2 separate regions of the Homo sapiens genome follow, and region 1 is linked to region 2. Evidence: read pairs that join two places in POLR2A ChIA-PET (ENCODE). Cell type or tissue: CD4-positive, alpha-beta T cell. All regions are shown on one strand. Links, peaks and the distances in the headings refer to the core of each region. The heading gives the core; the rest is flanking DNA.

What was found. Peaks named below come from ENCODE experiments on the same cell type or tissue, not always from the same donor. Only the 100,000 strongest peaks of a DNase experiment are listed, where the experiment ranks them.
Region 1: POLR2A ChIA-PET joins it to region 2 with 9 read pairs; 1 of 35 experiments calls an interaction of 5 or more read pairs at or near these places.

The regions. Positions count from the first base shown.
Region 1 is chr3:151,194,776-151,200,156 of GRCh38, reverse strand. All of the region lies in intron 16 of MED12L (mediator complex subunit 12L), which reads right to left. GPR171 (G protein-coupled receptor 171) reads left to right here. Exons shown (of 3, transcript NM_013308.4): 3 at 718-2,325. The coding sequence starts at 771. The coding sequence ends at 1,730. Among named protein-coding and RNA genes, the nearest start is that of GPR171, 5.8 kb to the left of the region's middle. In CD4-positive, alpha-beta T cell, for the core only: no CTCF peak of the experiment used is centred there; no DNase peak of the experiment used is centred there; H3K27ac peaks cover 582 bases.
Region 2 is chr3:150,632,437-150,637,817 of GRCh38, reverse strand. No RefSeq gene overlaps it. Among named protein-coding and RNA genes, the nearest start is that of SELENOT, 32 kb to the right of the region's middle. RefSeq lists a silencer at 2,402-2,696. In CD4-positive, alpha-beta T cell, for the core only: no CTCF peak of the experiment used is centred there; a DNase peak (open chromatin) is centred at 2,137; H3K27ac peaks cover 1,059 bases.

The DNA.
Region 1 (5,381 bases), core at 126-5,125, 560 kb before region 2:
TTATGCTTCTGGGCTTTTAACTGCTTCAAAACCCACAATGAAAGAAAAAAAAAGCGACTCAAGTGTTGAAGTCAGATGTTTTGATACTAATATAAATAAATCTTTCTCCAAGGATTTTGTAACCAATGAACATACATCCATGTTCTGGTAGTTGTGGGTTTTTTTGTTTGTTTTTTTGGTTTTTTTCTGTTTGTTTTTGAGACAGACTCTTGCGACCAGGCTGGAGATTTTCCATCAACTCCTTACTTCCCCTGTCAGCCTGGGTTCTCCCAGCCTTAGGAGCCACATGAATCTATGGAAAACAAAAAACTAAAACAAGAAAAAAACCAGAAGGCCTCATTGAAAGCTCTTCATGCTCAACCACAACCCTAGTTTCCTCTCTCTACTTCTCAGAATCTCGGTTCACTTATCTCCTCTGCAAACTAACTTCCAACCCAACTGGTAACAAGAACTACCAGAATGGAAAAACCTGAGGTTGAAAATATCCCTACCAAAAGCAAACCTGCATGGGATTTCCTGAAAGTCACAAAATCAGACAATGGAAAACCCAGGCATCTTCACAATCTAGTATGTTCTCACCAGGCCATATGGTCTGGTAAGTTCACCAATAAAATTCTAAGAACTGGAAAGACAACGGTATTGTGAAGACCAATGTCTTTTAAAGAAAATAGTTGCTAATTTTAATTACTAACCTCCCTTTCCTTGTTTCTTTTACAGAGTCTTAGAAATTTTTTCTTTTCAATAAGCAGTCATCCTTACTTTCCCTCAAGATGACAAACAGTTCGTTCTTCTGCCCAGTTTATAAAGATCTGGAGCCATTCACGTATTTTTTTTATTTAGTTTTCCTTGTTGGAATTATTGGAAGTTGTTTTGCAACCTGGGCTTTTATACAGAAGAATACGAATCACAGGTGTGTGAGCATCTACTTAATTAATTTGCTTACAGCCGATTTCCTGCTTACTCTGGCATTACCAGTGAAAATTGTTGTTGACTTGGGTGTGGCACCTTGGAAGCTGAAGATATTCCACTGCCAAGTAACAGCCTGCCTCATCTATATCAATATGTATTTATCAATTATCTTCTTAGCATTTGTCAGCATTGACCGCTGTCTTCAGCTGACACACAGCTGCAAGATCTACCGAATACAAGAACCCGGATTTGCCAAAATGATATCAACCGTTGTGTGGCTAATGGTCCTTCTTATAATGGTGCCAAATATGATGATTCCCATCAAAGACATCAAGGAAAAGTCAAATGTGGGTTGTATGGAGTTTAAAAAGGAATTTGGAAGAAATTGGCATTTGCTGACAAATTTCATATGTGTAGCAATATTTTTAAATTTCTCAGCCATCATTTTAATATCCAATTGCCTTGTAATTCGACAGCTCTACAGAAACAAAGATAATGAAAATTACCCAAATGTGAAAAAGGCTCTCATCAACATACTTTTAGTGACCACGGGCTACATCATATGCTTTGTTCCTTACCACATTGTCCGAATCCCGTATACCCTCAGCCAGACAGAAGTCATAACTGATTGCTCAACCAGGATTTCACTCTTCAAAGCCAAAGAGGCTACACTGCTCCTGGCTGTGTCGAACCTGTGCTTTGATCCTATCCTGTACTATCACCTCTCAAAAGCATTCCGCTCAAAGGTCACTGAGACTTTTGCCTCACCTAAAGAGACCAAGGCTCAGAAAGAAAAATTAAGATGTGAAAATAATGCATAAAAGACAGGATTTTTTGTGCTACCAATTCTGGCCTTACTGGACCATAAAGTTAATTATAGCTTTGAAAGATAAAAAAAAAAAAAACAAAAAAAAACTCAGTATGAAAAAATACAGTTAGCTAGCAAATATGGACAGGTTTACTTAGAAATCCTGTTTCTAAATGCAAGTCAAGCTTTATTGTTAGGCTTGCTGCTACTCATTAACCCAAATATTTGTACAAAAAACTAAAGAGTCTCATTGAACGAATGTAAAATCCTGCAATATCCTTGAAATCCAAAAGAGGTCCATGACATAGACCCAAAGGTATTCATGAGTTATTCATTTAAATGCCTGGAACTGACTTCTTGATAAAAATATAAAAAATAATTTCCATGTAAGTTACCAGAAAGCCCACCAGCAACATAATTTTAAAGCCTTTCAGATTACTTTTAAAAAATGCAGCTTACATATAACAACTTGTGCCTATTTTATTTCTAATCTATCACTTCAAAAGATGGTAATCTTTCAACTCATTATTCCTCCAATTTTTAATGTCGAATTTTTTTCTAACACAATAACCAAAAGCTTTTATTTATAAAAAGGCTTGAAAAATATAGACAATCTTTAATGTATTATTTGTAATTATATTCTACCTGTAGGTTATAATAAAGGCTTCCTGATGTTAGTAATAATACATTTAGTGACTTCTCATTTCTATTTTGAAGTAACATGAAACACAGAGGCCCTGTAACATTTCAGAGGGAGTTGTTAAGTTATACTAACTACTGAAACTAGTGTTTTGGAACTAGAAAATCACATCGATAGCACATCAATGGTAAAACAGCACCAGTCAGATGGTCTTTATAAAACAGATACACTGACTTCGCATAGCAAGGCCGTGTTAGGAATGTAGCACAGGCCGAGCTACTCAGTGCCACCCAGGTCCAGAAAGATGAGCCTGACTCCACGTAGGGCCCCAGTTTAAAGTATAGGTGACTCCAGCCGGGCGTGGTGGCTCACACACTTTGGGAGGCTGAGGTGGGCAGATCTCAGGTCAAGGGTTAGAGATTAGCCTGGCCCACATGATGAAACCCCCTCTGTACTAAAAATACAAAATTTAGCCTGCTGTGATAGTGCACGCCTGTAATCTCAGCGACTTAGGAGGCTGAGGCAGGAGAATCATTTGAACCTGGGAGGCAGAGGTTGCAGTGAGCTGAGACTGCGCCACTGCACTCCGGCCTGGGCAAAAAGAGCGAGACTCTGTCTCAAATAAATAAGTAAATAAATAAATAACAATAAAGTATAAGCTGACTCCAGCTCTCAGAGTCACAACTCTGATCAAATTCTCTCCACTGCTGGTGATGCAGAAAGAATACACAGCATTAAATAAAAGACTTATTAGGAAAAAGAATATTGGAAAAATTTAGATAAGCATACATGATGACTTTGTGTTTTTTATTTCATTAGTAAAATAAGCCCATATAAAAACCGCTGGTAAATCCATTTGCATTAGCTGCAATGATTAAGAAATGGTGTTCCTGAAAGCTAGGAAAACAAGTTTGATTCCAAACTCATTTTTGCATTTCACAAATTATTTTCTAAAGCTTGAAAATCCTATCTACAATTCCATAAAAATATTCTGACTCTGCAGTGAATAATAAATGAGAAAATGCATGAAGTGCCTATTACAAAACATACAACAAGATAATGCTATACAATTCTAGCTAGCTAATGGTAATGACAGAAACTCCAGCAGCCTCACACATCTGACACAGTGTAAATGACTTACCTCAGTTGCAGGCTGTAGAATGCCTATCCACTAGAACCTGTGTTTGCTGGTAGTCTAGGAAACATGGTTCACTAATGGGCAGATCAAGTATTATTCACAGAATAGCATCATGAAACTGTTTTTCTGAATCTTTGGTCAAGCCCCCTTTAGTCCTCTTCTCTTTGGTCTTCATTTAGTAGGGCCCCATATGACAGATGGGGACATGGAAAACACTTTTCTTAACCATATTTTTATAGTCTCCTCACATGCAATGAGAAGCTAGTCAGATTTTCTCTTTTTATTAAGGGAAAAAAAACAGACAGTAGCATTCCTAAAGTCAGTGTTATATTAGCATATCCTTTGGCTTCTTCTGAATTGAACTCATGGTAACAGGGAGTTTAGGGCAACCAGTGGTGGAAGGCTATTAAAAAATGTATCCTACAATATCAATTGTCTAGCAGTTCTTTCATGAATTGTTATAGTTAAATTATCTCATGATTCATTATGACATGTGGTCACTGAAAATCATTTAAGCTCTTTCTTCCAAGGAAGTAGAATGTTAAATGCAGGGAAAGGCTGTAAAACCAAGGTCACAGGAACAACAGAATAAAGAAGCTGAGGCTTAGTGTCCAGCTCTGACACCCAGACACCTGGGAGAGAGACATGCAAAGCTCTGTTTACCCAAGAAAGGAACACATAACCCTCAACCATTCAACCAGTTTCAAACACTTTCAACATTTTGCCATCTTTGCTTAATTTATCACCCCCCTTAATTCTTTCTTTTAAATAAACTTTTTATTAGAGTAATTTCCGATTTACAGAGAAGTTGCAAAATAGTACAGAGAGTTCCATATGCCATTCAGCCAGTTTTCTCTAATGTAAATGACTTAAGAGAACCACAGTACATTTGGTGAAACTAAGAAGTTAACATTGGTATATTACTATTAAATAAACTCCGGACGTTAATATTGTCTCCCTTTTTTACCCAGAATATTTTAAAAACAAATCCCAGACATCATGATAGCTCATCTATAAATTCTTCAGGATACATCTCTAAAATATAAGGCTACTCTTTCTGCTCCCCTAAATAAACTGTGAGATTATTCCATTATATTATAAATGAATAATGTCTATAGGTAACAGTAGAAAAGCATAGATATTATTCAGGCAGTGATAGATAAGAACAAACTTTGGCAAGTTTTGACATATCCCTGGACATAGAAAAATTAACAAAAAATGGATTAATTGTAATAAGGAAAAAAATATGGGTTTGATAATTTGACAAGTTTTGAAATGGCCCTGGACATAGAAAAATTACAAAAAAAGAGACTTTTAACTGTAATAAGAAAAAAATAAATGGGTTTGGTAATTTTGAAAGTCATTTCAGGAGATATTCCAAAATACCAAAATAAATAAATAAATAAATAACTTAACAGAATACTTTGTTTTGCTGATAAAAACTCCTAGAAGATACCCAGAAAGTAACGTAATACATCTACAATTACTTTTTCTATTTTGAGACAGAGTCTCCCTCTGTCGCCCAGGCTGGAGTGCAGTGGTGTGATCTCGGCTCACTGCAAGGTCCACCTCTGGGGTTCACGCCATTCTCCTGCCTCAGCCTCCTGAGAAGCTGCGACTACAGGCGCCCGCCACCAGGCCTGCTAATTTTTTGTATTTTTAGTAGATACGGGGTTTCACCATGTTAGCCAGGATGGTCTCGATCTCCTGACCTCGTGATCCGCCCACCTCGGCCTCCCAAAGTGCTGGGATTACAGGCATGAGCCACCGCGCCCGGCCCAATTATGCTTTTTATATGTAAAAGTAACACCCAATGAAAAAAATGACTCCCTGAAATTGTACTTAAAATAAAAATCCAGAAAAAAAGTTAGTGAAGCCAAGAATAA
Region 2 (5,381 bases), core at 204-5,203:
GCACTGTCTGTTGTCCAATTTCTGAGAGTAGTTGTTTCACATATTTTGTCTACTTCTAGTTATTTATATCAGGAAGGTGAGTCGGGTCCCAATTACTTCAAGTCCCTTTGCAATGTGTTTCTTTAATCTTTTAACTAAATGAGTTTCAGAAATTTCTGAGAAGGGGAAAAGAATGGGGAATTGCAACTCCATCATAAGGGACCCTTGAGAAATCTGCCGTCACTGTTCATTATCTTCCCAGAGAAGGACAAGTAAGTGCATCATGCCATCTTGGCTGGGGTGGGAGGGAGCATCCTATATATTGTATACCAGGCAGCCCGTATGCCTTGCCAGATTTCAGCAAGATAAGATGTCTAGGTCCTACTCATGCTTGTATTGAATGAGAATTTGGAGGTTCTCATTCAGTTCACAAGGGTAATCAGTTTAATTTCTATCATACAGGCTGGGCGCTGTGGCTCACACTTGTAATCCCAGCACTTTGGGAGACTGGGCTTGGCAGATCACCTGAGGTTAGGAGTTCGAGCCCAGCCTGACCAATATGGAGAAACCCCCATCTCTACTAAAAATACAAAAAATTAGCCGGGCATGGTGGTGCATGCTTGTAATCCCAACTACTCGGGAGGCTGAGGCAGGAGAATCGCTTGAACCTGGGAGCCGGAGGTTGCAGTGAGCCGAGATCGCGCCATTGTACTTCAGCCTGGGCAACAAGAGTGAAACTCCGTCTCAAAAAAAAAAAAAAAAAAAAATTCTACCTTACAATTTTCCTTGGTATAAGGAAAATTCATCCTCTAAGTGAATATCTAGGATCAGTGTCCTTCCTGAAATAAATACTCACAGTGTATTGTCCCTAGAGATCAAAGTCAGGATTGACTGGTCCACAAAACACAAGGATACTTCTCAGAAAAACAAGAAAGAATAATCACATTAAACCACTAGGCTCTTTAATTGCAATGAATCTTATATTCTCAGGGCAGGAAAAAGGCTCCTTAGCCAATGAGCAGAAAATAGACGACAAAAAAATGTAAATGTTACCCAAAGTTTAAAAGCTAAATTGGGAAGATGAGACTAGATTTAAGAAGGATAATTCTAATGGAGTATAGGTTTCAGCATGACAAAAGAAAACTCAGAGGATAGAAGGGGAATGTAACCACAAAAGTTGACATTAATTTTTAAATTGAATATATTACTTATAAATTATTAATCCAAGGCCAAAGATGTCTGGAGTGCGATGCTGAAAGTGCCCACAATGCTTTTGTTAGAACCTCTACCTCTTCATCCTCCTCTCCGCCCACCATAGCCTCAGTGCAGACAGATTCACCCCTAAAAGCCAGATCTGATCTGATGGCTCATCAACTCAGAAACTCTCCTTGGCTATCATCTATAGAAAGTAGTCCAATTCCTCACCTCAGCTGTCAATGCCCGCAGGCTGTTTCCCAGCACATCTCCCTCCACCCGCACCAATATATACTACGGTCCAGCCCCCTTCCCTATAGGAATTATCACAGAAACCCTGTGCTTCTGCTTTCTCATCCCTGAAGTGCTGCTCCTCCTGTGCACTGTCCCCATTTATGGAAAATTATATACTCAAGCATCTAGAACCAATGCTCCCTTCTGCTCCTATAGGCCTCATGAGGCTTCTTATCGTTTTGCTGTAAGATTTTTATGATTCTCTCCTCTGCTATACCATATGCACTTTGAATGCAGGAATTGTGCCACACATCTTCACAACTGTTACCCCCCACGGTACCTAGCACATAGCAATCCCTCCAGAAATGCTCTCAAGAAGCTAAATGGAAACAATATTCTGGAGAAGTTGGAAAATTAAATAGGATTGACTTTCAAACTGTAAATTTGCTTGGTCCTCAGTAAAGATTCCAAAGCTGTTTCCCACCCCTCAGTCAGCCTAAGTGAAGGTGAAAGCTCGGAGGATTAACACAAGTTATTTTCACTGTTGGAAGACATTTCTGAAATCTACTGATCTGGAATGTTAATCACCTCTTACCATCCAACTCATTAACACAAATGCTTTGAAAGAAAATAAATAAACTACACTAAAACCAGTCTTTTTTTTTTTTTTTTTGGTCACATTTCAAAGCTGCCTCTCACCACAGTTCACATTCTCACACAAGTTCAAAGAAAACAGGAAGTGCCCTAGAAACACTGAGAACCCTCTTTCTTTGTGTCCTCTGGGGTAGTCCACTAGCCACTTAAAGCCCCAAAAGTAGTTCTTTGGCTTTTTTCTCTAATCAAAAGAAGAAAAGAGCTAATAAGAGATATTTCCCTTTGTTGGTTTGTTATCCTTGACAATCTTTCCCACTAAAACGTTTGTTACCTTGAATTTAGCCTTTTATTTCATTATTGGAATGAAAAGCTTCCTCTGTTTGTTTTAAGCATAAATATGGAAAAACTACTCACAGAGGCAAGGAAGACTGCTTGAAATGACACTAAGCCTCCTTAACAGCTTTCAGCCTTTCAGAGTGGCTAGGAAACAAGCACTGCCCTCTCCCCGTCTGGGGACCGATTAGGATAAGACTCTTCCACCCCAGGCCCCAGCTAGCGGTGGTGGTTAAGAACAGGACCATTACAGGACCCAAAGAGGCCACTCTGCATGAGCCTGGAGAGTAAAACCCCGGTTGAGAACAACTGCCTTAACCATATTCATTCAGTCAGTCAACGTATGGAACCACAATTTTAGCCTTCCTCAAGACTGTTTTCAGCATGTTTCTCATTACTTTGTACGGTATTTAACTGCTTTTCTGGTACCGTAACTTTGTGTATTATTTTAAAACTCATTATCTTCATTTTCCATATAATCTTCCCACATGCATTTTCTGGATACAAAGCTCCGGAAACACATCTTCTTCTGTTACTGCAATAATCCTTTTTTTTTTTTTTTTGAGACGGAGTCTTGCCCTGTCGCCCAGGCTGGAGTGCAATGGCACGATCTCGGCTCACTGCAAGCTCTGCCTCCTGGGTTCATGCCATTCTCCTGCCTCAGCCTCCTGAGTAGCTGGGACTACAGGCGCCTGCCACCACGTCCGGCTAATTTTTTGTATTTTTGGTAGAGACGGGGTTTCACCGTGTTAGCCAGGATGGTCTCGATCTCCTGACCTCATGATCCGCCTGCCTCGGCCTCCCAAAGTGCTGGGATTACAGGCGTGAGCCACTGTGCCTGGCTTATGTTACTGCAATAATCCTTAAGCAGAAGGCTGTACTACACATTATCTAGAAAACTTATACAAATTTGAAGAAGATGACTCTATAATGATCACCTTATTTCTTAAGATGCTGTCCACACATACACACACACATTCCTCCACGCATTCCTCCAAACCCATGGGGAATAAGATGCCGGGGTTACACGCAGCCTCAGGAGAAACAAATTTCCCGAGCATCCATTTTGCTTAAAGATTTAGGGAGTTAAGAACAATAAAACAACATTTTTATATTAAACCCAGCAATGAACAATTTGAAATAAAATGATTTTTGGCATGAATTTTAAAATGAGACATCAACAAAATTGTGTTTTGCAATGGGCCACATTAGGCCATGGTCCCAGGCAGGCCAGTGCTTCAGCAAAGTTGAGATCTAGTTGAACACAGCATTTCACCAAATTAAAATGGCAAGAGCGTTGAGAGAACATGTGATCCAAACTGCACCTGAGAAGCAGGTGTGCTGTTTTTTTTTTTTTTTTTTTTGAGATGGAGTCTTGCTCTGTCGCCCAGGCTGGAGTGCAGTGGCACGATCTTGGCTCACTGCAACCTCTGCCTCCTGGTTCAAGCGATTCTCCTGCCTCAGCCTCAGCTGGGACTACAAGGCATGCGCTCCCACGCCTGGCTAATTTTTGTATTTTTAGTAGAGATGGGGTTTCACCTTGTTGGCCAGGCTGGTCTCGAACTCCTGACCTCAGGTGATCCACCCACCTCAGCCTCCCAAAGTGCTGGGATTACAGACGTGAGCCACTGAGCCCGGCCAGGTGTGCTGTTTTTAAACTTACCTTACACGTGAGGTAGCCATCTTGCCTGGGACACATAGCTAGTAATCTCTGTGTGTTTTCAATTCTCATCATGTAATCAGTGAATAGGATGAGTCGTCTGAAGAACTGCAATTTATAAACCTGCTTTCGGGGAAGGATCTTTCCAAGTGGGGAAATAGATCCAGTCAATCTGAAACCTGAATTTCATTATATTAGGATAAGAAATTATTATGTAAACTTGCCTTCCTCTGATGTATCTTGCACACACATACACCTGCCTTTTTTAGTTTATTTGAAAAATTTCAGCCCATCTTAGCTAAAGCGTAAATGTGAAGTGAAATTGAGATTAAATTTGTAAAATTGCCTTGTTACTGTCTTCTCTCTTCCCACCTAATTTCTGACAAAGTCCTCTGCTGTTATTCTGCTTTCCCCAAGCCCCGCCAAGGGTGTAGGGTTTGTTTGGTTTTGTTTCGTTGCCATAAGCTATATAACCAGGGCAAGACATTTAACCTCTCTTGGCCTTTTTTTTAATTTGAAAATTCAAGTACTGAAGTAGATCTCAACACCAAATTTCTATACATCTGTATAAAACACAATTTTACTGGAAGAATCACATTTATGAGTCACCTGTTGCTTATATACACTATGTATTTTAATATATTAAAAAATAATTTTATTCCTAGATTTTATGAGCTGTTAAAAGACAAAATTCAGCAGCATTTTCTAATACTATTTTTTAAAACGTTTAGGGAAAAATGTCAATGGCACACTTTCTTTCAAACAGATCTGCTCTTAGCAACTCCAGAGTAACAAAGGAGCTGTAATGGTTTTTTTCCTCTTGTAAGAGTTGTTAGTACACAAAACAGATGAGTATGGCCAGTGGCCCAAGGGAGTGTTGGTAGCAACCTCCCGAGGCCTTAATATTTTTGTTTCTTAACCAAGCAATCAAGTGCTGGCTCCATCCATTCTAGACAACTCTCAAACAGGTTAAATAGCTACCTGATCTGAGCAGTACTTGATCTGAGCAGCCTATAACCACAAAGCAATAGGCTTGTCTTAAACAATTATAACCCTGAATGAGGAGGAGGTTGGGTGGAAGGGGTCAATAAAGGAAAAAGGGATTAACAGATGACAAAATGATCAGGGAGTAGATATCAAGTGAGAAAGTTCCAAGATAGGAAATGTGACACACAAGTTGGACCAGAGTACTTTTCTGGGACTTTAATCCATGCTCTCCTTCTTCCTTTCCCCTCCTCATCATCCCCCCTTCTCACCCCCTACCCCAACTCTCTTCCCTAATTATAATTTCTCTCAAGGAGAAAATGAGGCCGATTTAGAGGAGAGTTCTGATTCTCTCATTTGAATCCCTGAAGCCAATTCTACATTGGACTTTCTCAGTTACATG